Linked DNA regions of Homo sapiens: all the other regions are linked to region 3. Evidence: chromatin contacts called from ENCODE Hi-C or POLR2A ChIA-PET data. All regions are on one chromosome and are shown on one strand. The core of a region is the stretch at or near the end of the contact, and the rest is flanking DNA. Distances in the headings are between cores, read along the strand shown. Region 1 holds the start of TKT (transketolase). Region 2 holds the start of WDR82 (WD repeat domain 82). Region 3 holds the start of NEK4 (NIMA related kinase 4).

Region 1 (4,239 bases), core at 222-2,721, 490 kb after region 3:
GCCAGAATCTTGTCTGTCTGAAACAGAGCTTGTTTGGGAAGGTCCCGAGAAATCATCCATCACGCAGCCCTCACAACCCTGTCATGAGCCCGGAGCACTGCTGGCACTGTGGCCTCAAAGCAGCCTCCAAGTAGAGCACTGGAGTCCTTGAAACCACCCAGCGTGGTTAAGTGCCATTACTGTCCCCGCTTTACAGAGCGGGAAGCAGGCTCTGAAGTAATTCACTGACTGACCCCCTCACCCACCCCACTGGACACCTCCAGCTGCATGCACGGTGGCCCTCATTAATTATCCCTGTCTCCGCTACAGAGGAGGCTCCTTGGGTGTCCACCTTCTGGGCCAAAAGGGCTGGCCAGGGAAGGATCTTGGGGCCTAGGCACGCCAGCTCCTGCCTGGGAGATACAGCACCTGGTGGCTGGCCCTGCCCCAGGACGTCACTCCCGGCGCTAGGGCCCTGGAACTCCGTCCTTCCGGCGCTCAGCCTTCTCAGTCTCCTTGCCCTCCGCCTCCTCCCGCCCCAGGTCAAATCTTAGACCTCCTTTTCACAATGGATCCCAGGGTTCTGCACCCACGTGCCACCGCCCTCCTCCCCTCTTCCCCCAATCAGCCCCGCCGCTGCCTGGCGTCTCAGCAGCCCCCTGCTCCAAACTCGGACCCAACCCAGGGGTGGCAGGAGACAGGGGTAGGGGAGCGTAGTCTGAGGTGGGGAGAAGGCCGGGCCCCCGAGTCTCCTGCAAGAGGAATTAAAAACAGGGTCTCTAGAGTCGGACTGCTGGGGCTCAAATCAGATCTCCCTGTGTGTAACTTTGGGTAGCTGACTAACTCGGAGCCTCCGTTTCCCCATCTGGAAGGGGGAACACTCCCGGCGGCGCCCACACAGCCAGGTGGTGGAGAGGGTTAAGAGGGCCGCGTTCTGTAGAACAGCAGTAATGGTGGCCTTCCCGGCATCACCCTAGAGGGTACTTGGCGAGTCGCGAGCCCATCCCCCGCGCCACCATGCAGCTGCGCGGCCGGCGATCCGCGTGGGGAAGAGCCGGCCTGAGGCGCACGGAGGACCAGAGGCCCACGCGGCCGAGCCCGGGCGTAGGGCGAGTGTGCGGCGCAGCGGAAGCCGCCTGCAGCCCGGGGCCCTGCGAGGCGCGCGTCTCCGCCCTCCGACGGCGCCCGGGCCACCTTCCTCGTCTAGGCATCTCGCAGCGCGACCCAGAGCCCGCGGCGACTCTGGCCGCCGCAGACGCCCCCCGCCCCGCCCGAGCCGCGTCCCCGGCCGGCGCCGCGCACTCACCCAGAGCCCGCCGCAGTGGTGGCCTGGATGGAGCTGATACGTAGGCGGTTGGCCGTGTCCTTCAAGGCCTGCAGCTTCTGCTGGTCAGGCTTGTGGTAGCTCTCCATGGTGCGGCAGGCGGGGACCGGGCGCACACGCGGACACACAGAGATAGCGGCTGCTCCCGCGGCGACAGGCGGCTGCCGAGGCCGGGCGCGGGGCGGGGGCGCGTTAAGTCGCCGGGCGGGGCGGGGCGGGGATGGGAGAGGCGGGGCAGGGGGAGGAGGCGGGGCTCGGATCACCCCAGGCCTTCAGCCCCGCCCCGCCTGGGGCCGCCTCCTGCCCGCTCCCCTCCCCTAGGCGCTGGGCCGCTGCGGACTGCGAGGTTAGCAGTTAACCACACACACCAATAATAATAACATAACGAACAACTCAGGATTCGAGTCTGGGCTCCTGACTCGAAAGCCTCTCAGTCTCCCTCCTCCACACAGTCCTCCGTGGACTTGTCACGGCGAATCCCATTTTAGAGATGGACAAACTGAGGCTTGGCAAGGGCAATCAAGGTCACAAGGCTGGTGGGTGCCAGGCTTGGCCCCAGCCGACCAACCCCAGGCCCAAGAGACTGCAGGACTTAATTTTGAGACTGAGTTTCGCTGTTGTTGCCCAGGCTGGAGTGCAATGGCATGATCTTGGCTCACCACAACCTCCGCCTCCTGAGTTCAAGCAATTCTCCTGCCTCAGCCTCCCTAGTAGCTGGGATTACAAGCATGCGCCACCACACCTAGCTAATTTTGTATTTTTAGTAGAGACGGGGTTTCTCCATGTTGGTCAGGCTGATCTTGAACTCCCGACCTCAGGTGATCCGCCTCGGCCTCCCAAAGTGCTGGGGTTACAGGGGTGAGCCACCGCACCAGGCCCTATTTCTTTTTTCTAATAATTAAAAAACTTGTTTTTTCTTTGAGACGGGGTCACCCATGGTCACCCAGGCTGGAATGCAGTGGAGTGATTACAGCTGCCTGAAGCCTCAGCCTCCTGGGCTCAAGTGATCCTTCTGCCTCAGCCTCAAAAGTAGCTGGGACCATAGGTACACACTACCACGCCCGGCTAATTTTTGTATGTTTTGTAGAGATGGGGTTTTGCCACTTTACCCAGGCAGGTCTTGAACTCCTAGGCTCAAGCCATCTGCCCTCCTCTGCCTCCCAAAGTGCCGGATTATAGGTATGAGCCACCATGCCCAGCCACTCAGGGCTTTAGAGCCCTGCACAGGGGATGGGGATTATTGAAAATGAGAATAGGATAGTGGTAGCCATGACAATGCCAGGTGATGATAACTGAGAAATTACTAGGGGAAGATCCTTTACAAATTATTAGGGCCTAGAAACACTACTGACTTTTAGGGAGATTATTGGGTTTGCTTCCAGGTCTGTAGGGACAGGGGCACCCACCACTACTGTTATCAGACCCCATGGTTCCCAGAGGTATGAAGCTCCCCAGAGTGGGATTAGGGAGGGGACTTTCATCACAGACACTGTTTCATTCAATCTGCCCACCACACTTGGCCAGTGAGGTACATACTGCCTACAATGCCTATTTTACAGAGGAAGAAGCTCCATTTGACAGAGGAAAGATAAAGGCAAGACCCTCAAACGGATGGCTGGGCAGGGAGCTAAAACCCTGAGAGATCCAAGAGGCACCAGTGGCCGCCCTGTGTCCTCTGTGTCCTCCCTGCATTGCCCATACTCAGAGAGCTCTGGCTCATGAGGCGATTGACTGAATTTGAGTGAGTCCCCCAGCTCGCCTCCAGGTGCTCCTCTGCTGGCCTGACCCCCAGATGCCCAATCAGACCCTAAGTATGGCATCCCATAGCACCTGGCTCCTGCTGGCCCAGCCCGCAGAGGCTGGCCCTATGGTGTCTGGCTGGTGAGGGCTATGGGCTAGGATTGGAGGGGGGCCCCACAGTGTGCCACCCTCAGATGCCTGGCAGGTGCCACCTCTGCCCTCAAGCTGCTCACTGTCTGGAAAAAGGGCAAACCCTTGAAACCCTTTGAAAGCTCTGTGCCTTCCAACTCTGTGGCCCTTAGAGCAGTGGCTCCCTAAGGGAGTGGACTCCATTTCCCCATCTGCCTAATGGGACTCATCCTTATCACTCTGGTCTCTGACAATGGCACAGAACTCACCATGGCTCTGGGGACCTAGGAGTAATGGAAAGAAAATTGTCCCCTCCCCACCACCTGGAGCTCCAGGGACCTCAGGGAGGCTCTCTCTCCTCCTGGTGTTCCACATGAATGGGGCCTGTGATACTATGATATGCATATACAGGCCCCTGGCTTAGAACTGCCCCCAACCCTTGTTATACCACTGGGGTGCTTTAGACCTCAGGAGCAGACCCCAGAAACAGAGTCTCTCAGGCCTTCTCCTACCTTCCTTTCACCTGCTCCTTTCTCTCCCCATGGCAGGATCTTCTCCTGCCGGTCTGTCTTGGAGCTGGCCATAAGTAAGTTCTCTCACCTACCTCGTGTAATTGTAGGTCATTAGACCCCCATGAGAAGGGGTTCTGTCCCATACCCATGAGGAGGGAAGACCAGAGTGGGTGCAGAGTGATAAGGATGAGTCCCGTTAGGCAGATGGGGAAATTGAGGCCACTCCCTTAGGGAGCCACTGTCCTAAGGGCCACAGAGTTGGATGGCACAGAGTTTTCAAAAGGTTTCAAGAGTCTGCCCTTTTACCAGACAGTGAGCTTCACAGAGAGGTCAAGAAGAGTCAGGACACACAGGTCTTGCGGGGTTTCCCCACTCAGTCAGTTAGTATTAGATCATATACTTTTGGTCTAATCACATTTCCACAAGGTTGTCAATCATGTCTGTCCAATGAAATGTCCATGAAAGGCTCAAGAGGACAGGGTTCAGGAGCTTCTGGACAGCGGAACACGTGGAGGCTCACAGGAAGGTGAACAAGAACTCATCCACGTGCTGGGA
Region 2 (3,894 bases), core at 845-3,344, 490 kb before region 3:
CCTTTAAATGAGGATATACATCTCCACCCTCAGGTTCTGGGAAGAGGTTCTAATCTGTGCATAAGCACTATACATTTCATGCAAGCCAGCTTCAAATTACTCCTCCAGGACCCCACAATGCTGACCCTACTACCACACCTTTAAATGTTACTTCGTCTTCTAAACTGATTCAAGTGACCAGACCAGGACAGAAATCCATCTACTCAATGAGTAACACTGACTCAAATAACTATTTGTCCAGCTAACAATTCCCTCTTCCTTAAGACCACCACTGCAGACCACTCTGCCACAAACTGCAGGCAGATCCAGAGCCGGTTACATAATACTTTCTCACAGCCCCAGTGGGGAAAAAAACTGGGGGGATACCATTATAGCTCAGTCCAAACTAGCATTACTTCAGATAATCAAATTCACAAATGAAGAGATATGTTCCAAAAGAAGGACACCAGTCTAAAAAAAAAAAAAGGAAAAAGGAACAGCTGGAGAAGGTGGAGAAAAACCCAAGATCTCAAATAATAATAATAATAATAATAATAATAATAATAATATCTGTTACTAGGTGACAAAATCAAGTCTGAAAAAACCAGGGTCCACCGAATTAAACCAAACATCAGCAAGCCTTCTTGGGGAAGGTGGCTAAGGGTAAAACGAATTTAATCTAAACTAGTTTTTGGCTCCAAGGAGCTGCAAGTCCACAGGCGTGCGGTGAGGAGGGCTGACAAGGACCCCCAGGGAAAAAGGCAAAGTGCTGTGCTTAGATTTTGCGAAAAGATGCAGGTATGGTGGGTCTCCAGATGACTTGTGGCAACATAAAAGTTTCATGATCAGAATTGGAATTCAAAGTGGACCAAAAAGTGTAATAGAAAAAAAAAAGTATGAAAGGAAACCTGAAATTGTTCTACGATGCTTGCTTTGTTTTAACGGAAGCTCACATTCAGGTCAGGATGGGACGACCAAGTTCGTTTGTGTGTGGCAAAAAGGAAGTTTTAGATGTTGCTGAAAAGTTCACTTATGAACGTGGGCACCAAGTCTGAATGAGTAAGAGAAAGGCTAGGAGCAGGAAGAAAAAGCAAGGGGGCTCAAAGGGGCACAACAAATAAATCCTGACAGCTAAGAAGTGCAACCCACGCGGTCTGACGGCAGAAAGGCCGCGGGAAGCTGAGGGGCAGGGGATGGGCGGAGTGCCAGGGCGGAATCGAGGTCACAGTGGAGAGAGCACAAGAGAGAGCTGACGCTGCCGAAGGAGGCAGAAAAGCAGCCCCTGCAGTCCTGCGTCGAGGCCGGAGCAGACCAGCACCTTTGACAGCCTGAGGAGCTGAAAACGCTACCTGGTGGGCCCAGGGTGGGCGGACCGGGCGTTTAAAGGTCAAGGTCAAGGTGGGGTTTGGCAAGTGATGCATAGCGCTCAAAGGAGACCGAAGACATACAAATAATATTATAAAATTATGACTATCGTTATCTTTTTTTTTTAAGAAGAAAAAAATAAAAGGTCTCCTGGACGGCTGCGGGGTGGAGGCGGCCCTGGCAGGAACGCGTGCAAAATAGGCTGGGGGCTGAAGTCGGGACGGAGGGCAGGCCGAGGGACCTGTGCTGGGCCACCGGAGGGAGGCACTGAGACTCGGGCCCAGGGCCTCCGCCGCACTCACTTGCCCTCCTGGCAGTCATAGAGCACGATGGAGTCGTCGTCGCTACTCGAGATGACCGTCTCGCCGTTGGGGCTGAAATCGAAGCAGTTAATCTTGTCCGAGTTTTCGCGGAACACCTTAGCGACGCGGAAGCTCCGCAACACGCTGTCGGTCAGCTTCATGGCGGCGGCTGGGGAAGGCAGCGGCGGCGCAGGGCCGGGGCGGGGCCCGGCGGCGAGCGGGCGGGCTGCCGAGGGGCCAACCCAGGCGGGGCGGGCGCCGCGCCGGCGGCTAGCGGGAAGTCGGCCAACAGTTGGGCCGCCTCCTCCTCTTCTTCCTGCTTGGTCGAGGGTCTTCTGCCTGGACTGTGGAGCCTCGCCGACCGTTCGTCCTCACAGCCACCTCACGGACAACCGGCGCGTCGCCGGCTCATTGTGTCCGCCATTTTGGGGCGACAGGCAGAAGCTGAGGGCGAGGAGCCTCAGCCGCGGCGCACGCCGGGAAAGGGGGCGGGGCGGGAACGGCGGAGCAAGGCGGGGAGGCGGGGTGGTGACGTCAGCGCGGCCGCGGCGGAGTGTAGTGGCGGGGCGGGCTGCTGGCAGGGAGCGGCCGAGACGTGCAGGGCCTTCCCGGGGGATCGGAAGGTTGCGGATGCCTTGGGAGCCGGGGGCCCTTGCGCGGGATTGCAACCCCCGCGAAGACTCTGGCGCCTCCTGCAGGCGTCCCGATCGCAGGCTGCGTGGGAGGGGGTACTGCAGGGTCGGGTATGCTGCTGGAGGCCGGTTTTGGGGGTGACTCAGGTGAGCCGCTCGCAGGCAAGCTTGACCGCTAGTCCACCGCAGCGTCCGCTTAGACAGCTTCGACCTCTTTACTTTTTTTTTTTTTTTTGGAGATGGAGTCTCTCGCTCAGGCGCGCGCCACCACGCCCAGCTAATTTTGTATTTTTGGTAGAGACGGGGGTTCACCATGTTGGCCAGGCTGGTCTCGAACTCCTGACCTCACCCGCACCCGGCCTCGTTTTCTTAATCGAGGTAGACTTTAGGTACAGTAAAAATCAGCCTTTTTAGGCCGGGCGCGGTGGCTCACGCCTTTAAACCCACCACTTTGGGAGGCCGAGGCGGGATGATCGCTTGAGCTCAGGAGTTGAGACCAGCCTGGCCAACATGACAAAACCCCACCTCTACTAAAATACAAAAAATTAGCCGGGCATGATGGCGCGGCTGAGGCACGAGAATTGAGAAAGGCGGAGGCTGCAGTGCGCCGAAATCGTGCCACTGCATTCCAGGCTGGGCGACAGAGCAGACGGTTTCCCCCCAAAAATTAGCCTTTTTAGTGGCTAGTTTTATGTTCTGACACCCATACACAGTCATGCAGTCACCACCACATTCAAGATTTGGAAGAGTTGCACTATCCTGTTTGTAGTCAACAGGATTATTTTAAAGGTTCTATCATATAAGTGATTATTTGCCTTAAAAGAAAGTTTATCTCTAACAAAGGAAAGCAGTATTTGAACAGAAAATAGGAACCAAGCTTCCTAACCTTAACTTTCTGGGCAAGGGGTTAAACTCAATGCCAACCTATGTGGCTTCACAGATCTGTATCTTGTGTGAAGCTCCTCAAAAGGTTAATTGCCTGGGGTTTCCAACAATGAAGATGGGGATTATTTATTTTTGCTTTCTTTAGCTAAAGAGAAACAAAAACGAGGAAAGGCTGTGAGACATTTCAGTCGCTATTAGGAAGGTTATTATCCAGAGACCTGTGCAATGGTAAAAAACAAAATGGAAACCCTGGGACAGTTGGGGTCTTTCTAGAAAGAACTAGAGGCTGTATCCCAACCCCCTGGGTAAAAGGAGAGCCAGGATCCTTATACATAAAGAGAAGTTGTTCTCTAAGGGAAGAGGCAAGTTCCTGGCTAAGTCTGGGGTATAATTGCCTCCTGACAAAGAGCAGAGCTTCTGGCTACAATTTGTTCTGGGGTCTGGAAAAAGCCGGTTTGAGTGAAACCTGAATAGATGGCAACTTTCCAAACTGCACACAATGGAAGAAAAACCCTCCACGTCCCAGATCACTTGCTCTGCTTCCCTGTAATTCCTGTGCCTTTATTTCAGAAGCTAGAAAGTCTGATACAGCGTCTGCTTCGAATAGTTTAGAAGGCAACAAGGACAGATCGAGTACCATGTTCTAGAACTGTCGGGAAGTGAACACACCCAGTAAGATGATGCCATATTTTGGTCCATGTTAATCTACAAAAATAACCACAGAAACAGCT
Region 3 (4,212 bases), core at 1,237-3,736:
CAATGTAGAGCAGACCATCTCCTCCTTCCCATGACTCCTTGTAGGTGACAATGTTGGGATGCTTCAACTGAGACAAGAGCTGGGCTTCCTGTTCAGCAGCTCGCCGCTCTCGGCTAGAGGCATTTCGGAGGTTCAGTTTTTTGATGACATACTAAAAACAAACCATGTATTTTTACAATGTGCAAATAAACGTAAGATTTGTGGCCTCAGAGTTATCTAAGGGCTCTCAAGAATACCCTCAAAACCAACCTTGTGGAGCCTGTCAGATAACCTATTCATTTTGTTTTTCACCAAGCACAAAATCGGGGAAAATATTTGCTATTATTGATACTTCTTATAAGTTAGATTTATAGCAGTGTAGGGCCACAAAAATTACCTTTCCCATCTGCATTTCACAATTTCATTAATGACTAAAAAAAGTGAGTTCAAGATAACATACCATTGGATCAATTATAAAACCTGTGTTAGCAATTCCTTAATATCTGGCCATACACAGTGGCTCACACCTGTAATCCCAGCACTTTGGGAGGGTGAGGCGGGTGGATCACCTGAGGTCAGGAGTTCAAGACCAGCCTGGTCAACATGGTGAAACCTGTCTCTACTAAAAATACAAAAATTAGCCCGGCGTGGTGGTGTGTACCCATAGTCCCAGCAACTCGGGAGGCTGACACAGGAGAATTGCTTGAACCTGGGAGGCAGTAGTTGCAGCAGTGAGCCAACATCGCACCACTGCACTCCAGCCTGGGAGGCAGAGCAAGACTCTGTCTCAAAAAAAATAAAAAATAAAAAAAGAAATTCCTTAATATCTAAGCTCTCCCAAAAAGGTGAATAAAATATAGCTTGACTATACATTTGCAGACAGAATAGTCTGTGGATTACGTTAGATACTCAAAGGGATCCATGGCCCCATAAGTTTAATAGTCACTGATCTTCAGCATACAAAATTATTCACACTTAAAAGAAATCAATAGCCTCTAATACCTAATACATTGCCCTCAATCATTTCAAAGACCATACAATTCATTTCTTCAACACATAGATAAATGTGTTTTGTGAAGTGTAAACTAAAGCTCAAATAACTAGCTATTGCTAGTTCCCTATCATCAGCCCCAAAATCCAATGATTCCCCCAATGCCTACTGAATAAATTTCTTATGCATGAGCTTGTGTTCCACGCAAAGCAACTAGCACCAGAGACAAGGAAGAACAGGCAATTGGGCCCTATATTTAGGGGGAACATCTCTTCTCAGCTTGCCTGGAGCAGTCCTACTGTCCTGGTGTAACTATTAATAATGCCTTTCAGTTTCAAAATTGTCCCAGTTTGTACATTATATTGTCACCCTATTAATAAACCACATTGAATAATTGGTTCATTATCCTGAGAGTAATGGGATAAAGTGTTTTAAACAGAGGAGTGACAACATCAGATTTAAATTTGAGAAAGATCACTGAGGCTGCAGTGAAAGTGATGGATTGGAGAAAAGCAAGTCAAGTGGCGGCGACCAGTTGGGAAACCGTGGCCATAGCTTTGCTAGAGACAACAGGGTGTCCTGGATTGGGGTGGTAGCAGTAGAGATGAGAGGAGGCCTATTGTCTTAGTGATAGATGAATATAATCAGTGTTGGGGTGCGTGGGGAGGCTTAAAAATGACTCCAGGTGTCCGGCTTGGGCAACTGGTGGGTTGGTGTCACTATTCACTGAAACGGAAGACATGAGAGAAGGTTTGGCGGGAAGAAAATGAGTCGAGTTTTAAGTGAATCCAGCAGTCTACAGTAGAGACGTTTGGGGCCCTTCATTCAAGGAATAATGCTTGCTAGGCGCTGTATTAAGTCCTGGGAATGCATGATACCGGCTCTCATGAGAGTATCGGGGTTGGGAGAAAGGTGTGTAGATCACGCATGCCAATTAGTACAACAAAGAAGTAGATAGGCAGAGACTGAAAATTTTTACATAAAACTTAGAATTGTAATTAAAGAAAATGAAAATTAAAAGGAAAAAAATTTAACACAACAAAGAAGTAGAAGTAGTTCTGGGCGCATATTACAGGGAGGCCAGGCCTCGTCTTGGTCTGGGACCATTTCCCTGAGGAAACGCCATCCGAGATGAGCCTCTTGCGACCACCCCCGACCTAATCTACCGGTCGGCGCCCTCGGCGCACTTCTGCCCGCCCCCGCCCCTTGCCGGGCCCCACCCCTGCAGACCTGCTTGCCGTCCCGCCGGTGCTTCACAAGCGTCACCTCTCCATAGCTCCCCTTGCCCACGACCCGCAGGTAGCAGTAGGCGGCCAGGGGCATGTTCCCAGCGCTGGCCCAGAGTCGGGATGCGGCGGCAGCGGCGGGTAGGGCAGCGGGCGGCAACAAGAAGCTCGGTTCATGCCCGAGAGGGGGCAGTGGGGGCGGCTGTTGAGGCAGCCGGGCCCGGGCGGGATTGCTGGGGCCCGGCCCGCGACGACGCCGCTGCCATAGCGATCCGGGCCGGGAGCAGTTCTGCGCATGCTCCTGCGTCCCCAAAGGACGGCCATAGAGCGGACGCCACGAGCGGCCAGAGAGGTTCCGCAGCCCCGGGAGGACCCGCCATAGAGCAGAGGCTCCAGGAGGCCAGAGCGACTCCGCCAGGCTCCGCGCACTTTCTGTGCGTCCGTTCCACCGTCCGGATCCCCGCCACAACAGAGTCAGGGAAAGCTTCCTCTTTTTGTGCACTTGTTTGTCCTAAGGCCGTTACAAGTATTGTTCGTTCATTCTGCAAATATTTGTTGACCGCCTATGTGCCAGGCCAACAAAGTCCCTGCCCTCCTGGAGCTCATGTTCTAATGACTGGGTGACAGACTCTCTACCAGTAACATTTGCTGTATCCGCTTTATCACATGCCGTCTCTGCATCCAGCAATCCATCCTATTTTTTGATACATTCAAAGTAAATTATCAGTACCTTTCATCCCTAAAAACTCGCCTGCTAATTGAGAACTACAAAGACTCCTCAGCATTTAACGACTACCCTAACCACTGCACTAAGAGACTTGACTAAACTCTAACATGGCATCATGCTAAGTTAACAGCCTAAGGGCGGATCTCTAGGTGGGCCTAGGCCCCTTTAAAATGCCTGCCCAAGAAAGCTCAGGGGTGCCAAAAGAATTCACCATTTGTTCCAGCCAAAGCCTCCCTTTCCCAGAGCGCTTCCTTTTTTTCCTTTTTTTTTTTTTTTTTTTTTTTTGAGACAGGGTCTCGCCCTGCCACCCAGCTTGGAGTGCAGTGGTGCAATGGTGCTCACTGCTGCCTAGACTTCCTGGGCTCAAGCCATCCTCCCAACTACAGGCACACACGTCCATGCCTGGCTAATCCTATTTTATTTTTTTTCAGAGACAGGGTGTCACTATGTTCCCCAGACCGGTCTTGAACTCCTCGGCTCAAGCAATTCACCCACGTTGGCCTCCCAAAATGCCGTTATTACAGGTGTGCGCCATCGTGCCTGGCCTCTTTCCTTTTTATGGCCAAATAATATTCCATTATATGTATACACCACAATTTGTTTATCCATTCATGCAGTCATGGACACGGATAGCTTCCATCTTTTGGCTATTGTGAATAATTCGGCTATGAACATGGGTGTACGAATATCTGTTTGAGTCCCTGCTTTCTTTTTAATTCATTTGGGTATACACTCAGAAGTGAAATTGCTGGATCATATGCTAATTCTAGTTTAATGTATTGAGAAACCACCACACCATTTTTTACAGCAAGCTGAACCATTTTACATTCCCATTAGCAATCCACAGGGGTTCAAATTTCTCCTCATCCTTGATATATATCTTGATAGGAGATTTGGGTGTATGAATTTGTCAAAATTATCTAATGGTACATTTAGTATTTGCACATTTTACTCAAAGCAATTTCATCTTCACTAGAAAACCAAACAAAAAGAACCATAAATAAAGATTGAACTCTAGTTAATGATATTATTAAAGATAAACAAAGCCAGGCATTAAAATGATGAAAATAGATTTTATTCAGTAACTACTGACAGTAGGGGAAGCAGCTGAACTCCATTCCATTTGCGCAGGGGTGATTGGGCATTCCAAAGGAAGAATAAGGGAGTAGGCAGGGGAGCATGCAGGGGCTCACTTAGAGTCTGGGAAGTGAAAAATTAAAAGGAGTGCTTAGCGTAAATGTGATTAGGCCAACTGTGTCTGCTAGCTGGCAATTAGGGAAGTTAGGATT

The links. Hi-C counts contacts between places; a loop is a spot of excess contacts on that map. ChIA-PET counts read pairs that join two places held with the same protein, here RNA polymerase II (POLR2A). Pooled maps may share reads with other maps.
Region 1: a pooled map shows a loop between it and region 3 (11-fold over the local background). The contact joins the promoter of TKT here to the promoter of NEK4 in region 3. A Hi-C loop is called at or near these places in 1 of 37 single-sample maps with no recorded cell type and 8 of 50 pooled maps. POLR2A ChIA-PET finds 5 or more read pairs at or near these places in 3 of 52 experiments (CD8-positive, alpha-beta T cell, naive thymus-derived CD4-positive, alpha-beta T cell and naive thymus-derived CD8-positive, alpha-beta T cell).
Region 2: a pooled map shows a loop between it and region 3 (7-fold over the local background). The contact joins the promoter of WDR82 here to the promoter of NEK4 in region 3. A Hi-C loop is called at or near these places in 6 of 50 pooled maps. POLR2A ChIA-PET finds 5 or more read pairs at or near these places in 4 of 52 experiments (MCF 10A, WTC11 and activated CD8-positive, alpha-beta T cell).

What each region holds. Positions count from the first base shown.
Region 1 is chr3:53,254,551-53,258,789 of GRCh38, forward strand. It overlaps TKT (transketolase), which reads right to left and starts at 1,472. Exons shown (of 14, transcript NM_001064.4): 1 at 1,286-1,472. The coding sequence starts at 1,392. RefSeq lists silencers at 1,069-1,758, 4,023-4,239 and an enhancer at 4,023-4,239.
Region 2 is chr3:52,276,555-52,280,448 of GRCh38, forward strand. It overlaps WDR82 (WD repeat domain 82), which reads right to left and starts at 2,095. Exons shown (of 9, transcript NM_025222.4): 1 at 1,647-2,095. The coding sequence starts at 1,807. RefSeq lists enhancers at 822-1,454, 958-1,007, 1,028-1,107, 1,518-1,617, 2,087-2,718 and silencers at 1,808-1,887, 2,068-2,357.
Region 3 is chr3:52,768,454-52,772,665 of GRCh38, forward strand. It overlaps NEK4 (NIMA related kinase 4), which reads right to left and starts at 2,487. Exons shown (of 16, transcript NM_003157.6): 1 at 2,201-2,487; 2 at 1-151. The coding sequence starts at 2,293. RefSeq lists enhancers at 2,264-2,781, 2,569-2,618 and a silencer at 2,299-2,408.